Regions from separate parts of the Homo sapiens genome. Here region 2 is linked to region 1. Evidence: chromatin loops called from intact Hi-C (ENCODE). Cell type or tissue: heart left ventricle. All regions are shown on one strand. Links, peaks and the distances in the headings refer to the core of each region. The heading gives the core; the rest is flanking DNA.

Region 1 (4,378 bases), core at 196-4,195:
TTTCCTTATTTGGTCATCTTTCTATTATACAAGCTTTTTTTTTTTTTTTCCTTTTTAGACAGAGTCCGCTCTGTCACCCAGGCTGGAGTGCAGTGGTACCATCTTGGCTAACTGCAACCTCCACCTCCTGGGTTCAAGTGATTCTCCCACCTCAGCCTCCTGAGTAGCTGGAATTACAGGAACCCACCACCGCGCCCAGCTAATTTTTTTTTTTTTTTTTTTTTTTTGAGACACAGTCTCGCTCTGTCGCCCAGGCTGGAGTGCAGTGGCACGATCTCAGCTCACTGCAAGCTCCGCCTCCCAGGTTCACGCCATTCTCCTGCCTCAGCCTCCCGAATAGCTGAGACTACAGGCGCCCACCACTGTACCCGGCTAATTTTTTGTATTTTTTAGTAGAGACGGGGTTTTACCGTGTTAGCCAGGATGGTCTCGATCTCCTGACCTCATGATCCGCCCACCTCAGCCTCCCAAAGTATTGGGATTACAGGTGTGAGCCACCGCACCCGGCTAATTTTTGTATTTTTAGTAGAGATGAGGTTTTACCATTTGGCCAGGCTGGTCTCGAACTCCTGACCTCAAGTCATCCTCCCATCTCGGCCTCCCAAAGTGCTGGGATTACAGGCATGAGCCACCAGGCCCAGCTTCTTTAAAAAAATTTTGAAACAGGATCTCACTCTGTCACCCAGGCTTTGCAATCATGGTTCACTATAGCCTCAAACTCCTGGGGTCAAGAGATCCTCCTGCCTCAGTCGCCCGAGTAGCTGGGACTATAGGCATGCGCCACAGTACCTGGCTAATTTTTAAATTTTTTTGTAGAGACAGGGTCTTGCTATGTTGCCCAGGCTGGTCTTGAACGCCTAGGCTCCAGTGATCCTCCCTCCTCAGCCTCTCAAAGTGCTGGGATTACAAGTGTGAGCCACCGCACCCGGCCACAGGTGAACTGTTATTTAACCTTCAAAACAACACTGTGGGGTAGGTATTATTTCTCCCTTTTTACAAATGAGGAGCCTGAGACAGAGAGGAGTCCTTTCTTTCTCCTGCTGTCTGGGCCAGGGCACCTGGCATGGAGATCAGGAAGGTATTCGGGCTGAAGGAGACACAGGCCTGCACACCCTCCTCTAATGGGGATGGCCAGCTGTGGGCAGACACTGTGCTGGGCACAGGGCTCCAGGGATGAGCAAGACAGACCTAGTCCTGCCCCCTCAGAGTCATGGCCAGTGGGGACACAGACAGGAAACAGACTCCACTCCCAGTGGGTTCAGTTTGCAGGTGCACAGGGAAGCTGCTGGTGTTGTGAGGGTGTACAACAGAGCAGGAGAGCGGGTACTGACCTGGTCTGGGGGCTGGGGGAAGGCCCAGGGTCTGAAGGATGTGTAGAAGGTGGCAAGGGCACGACCAGGGGGTAAGTGTTCCTGCCGGAAAGCAAGGACCAACCAAGCCCTGAGGGAGTGTAAGAGGCCCGGGGCCAGTTCGTGGAGACAAGAAGAGATTTCCAACTCGATTTGGGGAGTCACTGATGGTTTTAAGCAGGTAGTGGCAGGCTCAGATTCAGAGTGGAAACCCTTGCTGCCTGTCTGCAGCGCACTAGGACACGGGGAGGCAGGAGACCATGGGCTCCAGGAGGAGCCTGGACGCCGGAGCAGGACAGTGGCCATGGGAAAGGGAGAACGTGGCTGGCCCCAGATGAAAAGAGCAGGGCCCCCAAGGCTCTGTGAGTGGGATGAGAGGGGGAGAGGAAGGGGCCAAGGCTGACCCCGTGCTTGGGTGGACAAAGGGCCCTTCACAGAGCTGGAGGCAGGGGATGATCGAGGGGCCCAGGGAGTCAGACTAGAAGCCGGGCTTATTGGAGGAAGAGCAGTGGGCTGGGAGAGGCAGGCATGGAGTGGGATTGAGGGAGCCCAGGGGTGGGAGGGAGAGCTGGGAGGCGGAGGTGCGACCGCGGTGGGGTCAGTGTGCGGGGAGTGGACGAAGCGGAGGATTGATGGGGGCGGGGGTCCCAAGCAAAGATGCTGGAGGGAGGCCTCCGTGGAGCGGACCGAGACCTCAGGAGCCTCCAGTCGGACTGGGGAGGCAAGAAGGAGGCCCTGGCTTCGATCTCGCACACGGCCTCGCAGGGATGAAGCCCGGGAGCCGAGGCTCGGTCTTCCCCACTGTGGTCCCTCTGGTCCGCCCGTTACCTCACCGACCCCCCGAGGGGGCTTTTAAGAGCTGGAAGAGGGGGTCCCGGGGGGCACTGATGCACCCCCACTCTCCTCCGCCGACCCAGAGGGTGGGAGCTCAGGTTCAAGGCCTGGCCTGGCCGTGCGGCTCCGGGACCCGGCTCCGCCCCGCGTCGGGGGGTGGCCCCGGCCCCTGGCCCGCCCCTTCCTCGGGTCCCCTCCCTGTCCGCGGCGCGCAGCCGGGTCTCATTAGCGCCCCTCCCCCCGGCTGCGCGCCGGGGGTCTCCACGGCCGGGGGGAGGGGCGGGCCTTAATCAATCCTAGGCCGGAAATTCCTCCCGGGGGGCCCGGCCTGACCGCTGAGCCTGGAAATCGGTCGCCGCCTCCCCCGAACCCGCCCCCCGCATCATGGAAACTGGGCCGACCGCCGGCCGCCCTGGCTCCCCCGCTCTGCATTCCTGCCTCCAGGGGCGGGAGGGCGCGAAGGCCGGGCCGCCCCCTTCGGGCTCGCCGGCGGGGTCGCAGCTCTCAGCACCCTCCCCGTTATTGGGAACAAGCCCGCTCCCCCACTGGCGAAGGGGCGCCTGTTCTTAGGAGTACCCGGCGGCACATCCGCACCCCGTCCGGTCCTTTCAGCTACAAGGCCCGCCCCTCCCCGGGCGCTGCTTTCGCTGAGGGCTTTGCGGAGTCGCCCCGGGCTGGCCCTTGGCGTCTGGCTCTTGCCTCTCGGCATCTTGCGAGGCTGAAGCCTTGGTGCCCATTGCACAGATGAAGTCCGCGAGGTTCAGCGACAGCAAGGGCTGCGGGACCGGGGCAGAGCAGGGACTCGGGCCGCCTCCTCCTGGAAGCTCCCCGGGCGCCTGGGATGAGGGGCTCTGGGAAGCGGGGAAGGACGTGCGGGTGTCGGGGCTCCTGGGTCCCGGGTCTCAGTTTCCCCATGTAGGAAGGGGTCGCCTTTGTGGGCCTTTGCGACCGATGTAAGCTGGGGGTGGGAGAGTGGGGATGGCAGAACTCGGGCCACGGGTGCCCGGAGTCACCAGGCGCGCACAGGGCGCCTACCTGCGATCCTTTGACCTGAGCTGCCGCCTTTCAGCGGCGGTGGGGCCGGGCCCGGCGCGGGTCGGACGGTCCCGGGGGCTGGAGGCGGGGCCGGGGCGGGGCTGGGGCCGGGCCGTGGAGACCCGGGCGGCTCTGGAGCCTCCGCGCGCGGACTGGGACCCGGACCCGCGCGGCGCTGCGGCGCCAGGTGAGCCGAGCTGGGGTCCAGGGGTCCGCACTCCACTTTTCCCAACTTTTCGTTTGGTCCCTCCCTCCCTCCCTCCCTCCCTCGGTCAGGGCCCCTGGGGGCGGGAGCGCGGCCCTCCCGTTCCCCCAGGCGGGAGTGTGGACGCGGGCGGTGGCGGGACCCTGGAGTCCTGGGGACTCGGCCCCAGCATCTTCTGTCGGGCTGTGCGCTGTGTCCCCAAGTTTCCGCCTCCCTGGTGTCCCCAGCGTCGGCCCACTACCTCCACGGCTCGGGGTCTCTGAGCGTGTCCCCATGTCCCCACTCTGCTTGTTTTCGCTTCCCTCGCGGCAGCGACGCGCGGGGCTCCGGGTGACCTTGCTGGAGCCGGGGCTGAGAGCGCCAGTTCTGGCTTGAAGCGATGATCGCTCCTCCGGTTGCGGGCTGGGGAAAGGGCTGCAAACTCAGGGACAAGGAGGGGATGGGCCTCGCTTCCTCCTGGATACTCCCGTGGCTGTCCTGAGAGGGGTCTAGGGCTGGGGCCCCGGAGCCCGGCGTCGGACCTGGCAGAGCCCCCGCCTAGTGCGGGGTCGGGCAGTCTCCCCGGCCTCCCTGGGCCGTAGTTGCAATCTGTGAAACCAGGCTTTGGACGCGGGAGAGTGGCGGCTCCCTGCTAGGCCCGGGCCTTGAGCGCTCCAGTCGGAGGCAGGGATGGGTGTCCTGCTTTGAGGTTTGGGGTGCAGATGGGGCGTGGGTCGGGGAGCAAGGCCGCCTCCCCGAGGTTTCGGCTGCGGGCTCCAGCGCGGTGGTTCTTTAGGAAGCGGACGCGAGCAGTGAGGACGACCCTGGACAGCTAGGCCCTGAGCCTCCTCTCCTGCGGCCTGGGGCGCCTGGGCGGGGGCCGCGTCTTCTCCCTCGCCCTCCCTTTCGTGGGGGCCACACCGCACGCAGCTCGGCTACTCCTGCTGGGCCCGGGATCCAGGCCACAGGCCGCAGG
Region 2 (4,378 bases), core at 237-4,236, 350 kb after region 1:
TTATTTTTGAGACGGAGTCTTGATCTGTCGCCCAGGCTGGAGTGCAGTGGTGCGATCTCCACTCACTGCAACCTCCGCCTCCCGGGTTCACTCCATTCTCCTGCCTCAGCCTCCCGAGTAGCGGGTACTACAGGCGCCCGCCACAACGCCGGCTAATTTTTTGTATTTTTGGTAGAGACGGGGTTTCACCATGTTAGCCAGGATGGTCTCGATCTCCTGACCTCATAATCCGCCCGCCTCGGCCTCCCAAAGTGCTAGGATTACAGGCATGAGCCACTGCGCCCGGCCTAGCCAAATATTATACCAAGATTTTTGTTGTTGTTTGAGACGGAATCTTGCTCTCATAGGCTGTCTGCGGCATCCTTCACGAGCTGCGTGATATTGGGCAGGTCAGAGAATTGCTCTGTGCACGCATTTTCTCATCCAAAAAAGGAAATTGCCTCTGAAGCCACTTGATGGTATGAGTTTTACAGGGATTTAAATTGACGTTAGTGGTCCTTTTTTTTTTTTTTTTTTTTGAGACGGAATTTCACTCTGTCGCACAGGCTGGAGTGCAGTGGTGCGATCTCCGCTCACTGCAACCTCCGCCTCCCAGGTTCAAGTGATTCTCCTCCCTCAGCCTCCCGAGTAGCTGGGATTACAAGCACGCGTCACCACGCCCGGCTCATTTTTTGTATTTTTAGTAGAGACAGGGTTTCACCGTGTTAGCCAGGATGGACTGCGCCCGGCCTGTACACACTTTTTATTCTGCATGTGTAACTGTCTGAACTGTGTTAGCTGTTTGTTTGTTTTAAATTAGAACAGCACTACTGGGGCCCGGCGCGGTGGCTCACGCCTGTAATCCCAGCATTTTGGGAGGCGGAGGTGGCCGGATCACCTGAGGTCAAGAGTTAGAGACCAGCCTTACCAACAAGGTGAAACCCCGTCTCTACTGAAAATACAATTGGCCAGGCATGGTGACGGGCTCCCGTAATCCCAGCTACTTGGGAGGCTGAAGCAGGAGAATCGCTTCAACCCTGGAGGCAGAGGTTGCAGTGAGCCAAGATCGTGCCACTGCACTCCAGCCTGGGAGATAGCACTCCAGCCTGGGAGATGGAGTAAGATTCCATTTAAAAAAAAAAAAAAAGCACCAGTAACGTCAATTTAAATCCCTGTAAAACTCATACCATCAAGTGGCTTCAGAGGCAATTTCCTTTTTCGGACGAGAAAATGCGTGCACAGAGCAATTCTCTGACCTGCCCAGTATCACAGACCTCTTGAAGGATGGCACAGACAGCCTATGAGAGAGAGCTGAGCTGTGGAGGACGATGAAGAGGCGAAGGGCTCCTGTGGTTTCCAGAGATAAAGAAAAGCTAGGGAAAAAACGCCAATATAGATAGGGGCAGTTTTCTGGGTAGCTCTGCTCTTATGGAGCTCGCCAAATATAAGATGGTATATTCCTTAAACAGGATGCTGAGAAAACAAGAATCTTCATTTATTTCTCTTTTCCCCAATGCCCAACAATAGTAGCGACAGGAGCTCACAAAATACAGGTTAACTAACACATGGAAACAACAGATGAGTACACTCACACGCACACCTGGAGAGGGCAGCAAAATTGGGAGTTTCCTCGGGGAGCTGCCCTTCAGAGGCACCTCAACTTTTTCGAGTACATGAACCCACGGCCCGCAGGTCGGCTAACAGCTTTCCAACCTTTACCAAGCCTCATGTCTGAGCATTATTGAAGAGGCCGAAGAAAGCAATAAGCTACACATGACACGAATGTCATCTTTGCCTGGTTAGCAGGGTGGTGTGAAACCCCATTTCCCTCTCAGACGACCCAGCTCACCTGCGCAGGTGAGGGCCGGGCGCTTCCGCACAGGCGCAGAAGCAAGGGCGGACACCATCTTGAGCCGCAGCTCAAGGTGGCACAACCGCCGTCAGAGAGAAGGCGTACAAAAACCAGGCTGCGACGGGGTGGGGAAGCATGGAGGGAACCTGGCTACAGCCGGGCAGAAGGTGGCCCTCCTCCATCCGCAGGCACGGCGCACGCGCCGTCCAGCCGCCAAGCCCGGCCCCCGCAGGCGGAGCTCCAGAGCCTGTCCCGGAAACCCGGAGCCAAGGGCCCTAAAGGGCGTGGGACCTTCTGTAATTCCCTCCACTAGCTGAAGACCGCTGGCTTTCACCACACCATGTCAGCTTCCCACGTGCAAACCCGGCAGCTGTAATTAAACATCACAGTTCCAAAGGCTTCTCAGTAGTAAGGAGGTGCACCAGCTGCCCAGAAACCACTAGCGATGAGCGATGCTCATGACAAAGTGGCATTGCTTCCTAAAGCAGAAAAAATTGATTGCAAGTGGACTTACAGATCTGAATCCTAGGGACACCTTTACTTCCACTCTCATTTTCAAAACATTCATGACACGCAGGCCACAAGTCAACTTTCAAATAAAAGTCAAATAAGTGGTAACATCAAGTGCAATGTTAGCTCCATAATGAAAAACGAAAACTTAATTTTTTTAGTATGTTTTGAGACGGAGTTTCACTCTTGTCGCCCAGGCTGGACTGCAATGGCATGATCTCGGCTCACTGCAACCTCCACCTCCTCCTGGGTTCAAGCAATTCTCCTGCTTCAGCCTCCCGAGTAGCTGGGATTACAGGCGTGCACCACCACACCCGGCTAATTTTTGTATTATTAGTAGACATTAGTAGAGACGGGGTTTCACCATATCGGCCAGGCTGGTCTCGAACTCTTGGCCTCAGGTGATCCACCTGCCTTGGCCTCCCAAAGTGTTGGGATTACAGGCGTGAGCCATTGCCCCCGGCCGAAAACTTTTATTACAAGAGCATTTACTTTCTCACTGGTAGAGAAAGCTCCAAGGTGTGGGAACCAGGACTTCAAACATTCTAGGTAGGACTTCTAACGTTTTGGGGTCTCTATTTACAAGGCTTAACAGAGACATCGTGAAAGGATGTAAACCCATGAGCACTGAGCCATACCCTAGCTGAAGTACTGTCAAGTGGAAGCCCTCTAATTCCAGAGGATTCATTCACATGTAGCTTTTTAAAAGGTGAGGACAAAATAAAGTGGTTAAGTGTTTTGATTAGTCTCAATAATTCTCCACTTACCCTGGTAATAAGTCCCAGTTTAATAATCCATTGCAATTTGAAGAATTGCCTTTAAAAAAAGTTCAATAGGGCCGGGCACGGTGGCTCACGCCTGTAATCCCAGCACTTTGGGATGCCAAGGCAGCTGGACCACGAGGTCAGGAGTTTGAGAACAGCGTGGCCAACAAGGTGAAACCCTGTCTCTACTAAAACTACAAAAATTAGCCGGGCACGGTGGCAGGCACCTGTAATCCCAGCTGCTCAGCAGGCTGAGGCAGGAGAATCACTTGAATCCAGGCGGCAGAGATTGCAGTGAGCCGAGACTGCGCCACTGCACTCCAGCCTGGGCAAGAGACGCTGTATCTTAAAAGCAAAAAACAAAACAAAACGAAAAAACACCTCGATAATTCTGAAACATTCTCCAATAAAAGGAAGCAGAATTTCTTGGAAAAAAGTGGAATTGGGGCAGGGAAAATACAAGATTCCCAGGGAACATCTTACAGTACCAGAAGGGCAGACACCAGAAAATTTTTCTGAGACAGGGCCTTGCTGTTAGGCAGCTCACTGCAACCTCAACCTCCCCTGATCAAGTCATCCTCCCACCTCAGCCTCCCCAGCAGATGGGACTACAGGAGCATACCACACCTGGCTTATTTTCTGTAGAGACCAGGTCTCAATATGTTGCACAGGCTGGTATCAAATTCCCAGGTTCAAGGAATCCTCCCACCTCAACTTCCCAAAGTGCTGGGGTTACAGGCATAAGCCACAAAGCCAGACCACCAAAAATAATGACAGCATGTCAAGAAAACAAAGGAGCCAATTTTAAGGAGCTCCTAATGGCCAAAGCTGAGACAATTTGAGCAAAAGTGAATCCATACTGATATACTGAATAAATACAGAGAAGGGACACCTCCTTACAATAGAGTGCTAATTAATAAATGTAGAAGGACTAGAAATCGTGAAGCAACATTTGGCAAATGGCACAGGAACACTTGTTGCATGCAATAACAATCCATAGCTGCCCAAAGTTAGTGGGTCAAAGAATGATAGTTTCAGCTGGGCGCCTTGGCTCACACCTGTAATCCTAGCGCTTTGGGAGGCTGAGGCAGGAGGATAGTTTGAGACTAGCCTGGCAAACACAGCAAGACTTCATCCCTATTTAAAAATAAAATAAGCCAAGCACGGAGGCACATGCCTGCAGTCCCAGATACCCGGGAGGATTGCTTGAGGCCGGAAGGTTGAGGCTGCAGTGAGGAATGATTGTGCCACTGCACTCCAGACTGGGGAAGAG

Evidence for each region. A loop is a pair of places that touch in the nucleus more often than their neighbours do. Peaks named below come from ENCODE experiments on the same cell type or tissue, not always from the same donor. Only the 100,000 strongest peaks of a DNase experiment are listed, where the experiment ranks them.
Region 2: a loop joins it to region 1, with 3 times the contacts of the local background. A loop is called at or near these places in 1 of 110 quality-filtered maps.

Annotation. Positions count from the first base shown.
Region 1 is chr1:29,122,883-29,127,260 of GRCh38, reverse strand. TMEM200B (transmembrane protein 200B) reads left to right here and starts at 3,358. Exons shown (of 2, transcript NM_001003682.4): 1 at 3,358-3,405. RefSeq lists enhancers at 1,365-2,224, 2,225-3,084, 3,085-3,944. In heart left ventricle, for the core only: a CTCF peak has its summit at 2,628 (motif pointing left); DNase peaks (open chromatin) are centred at 2,390, 2,580, 2,820 and 3,812; H3K4me3 peaks cover 2,609 bases; H3K27ac peaks cover 2,589 bases; H3K27me3 peaks cover 1,374 bases.
Region 2 is chr1:28,772,995-28,777,372 of GRCh38, reverse strand. No RefSeq gene overlaps it. Among named protein-coding and RNA genes, the nearest start is that of OPRD1, 37 kb to the left of the region's middle. RefSeq lists an enhancer at 1,922-2,216. In heart left ventricle, for the core only: no CTCF peak of the experiment used is centred there; a DNase peak (open chromatin) is centred at 2,052; H3K4me3 peaks cover 908 bases.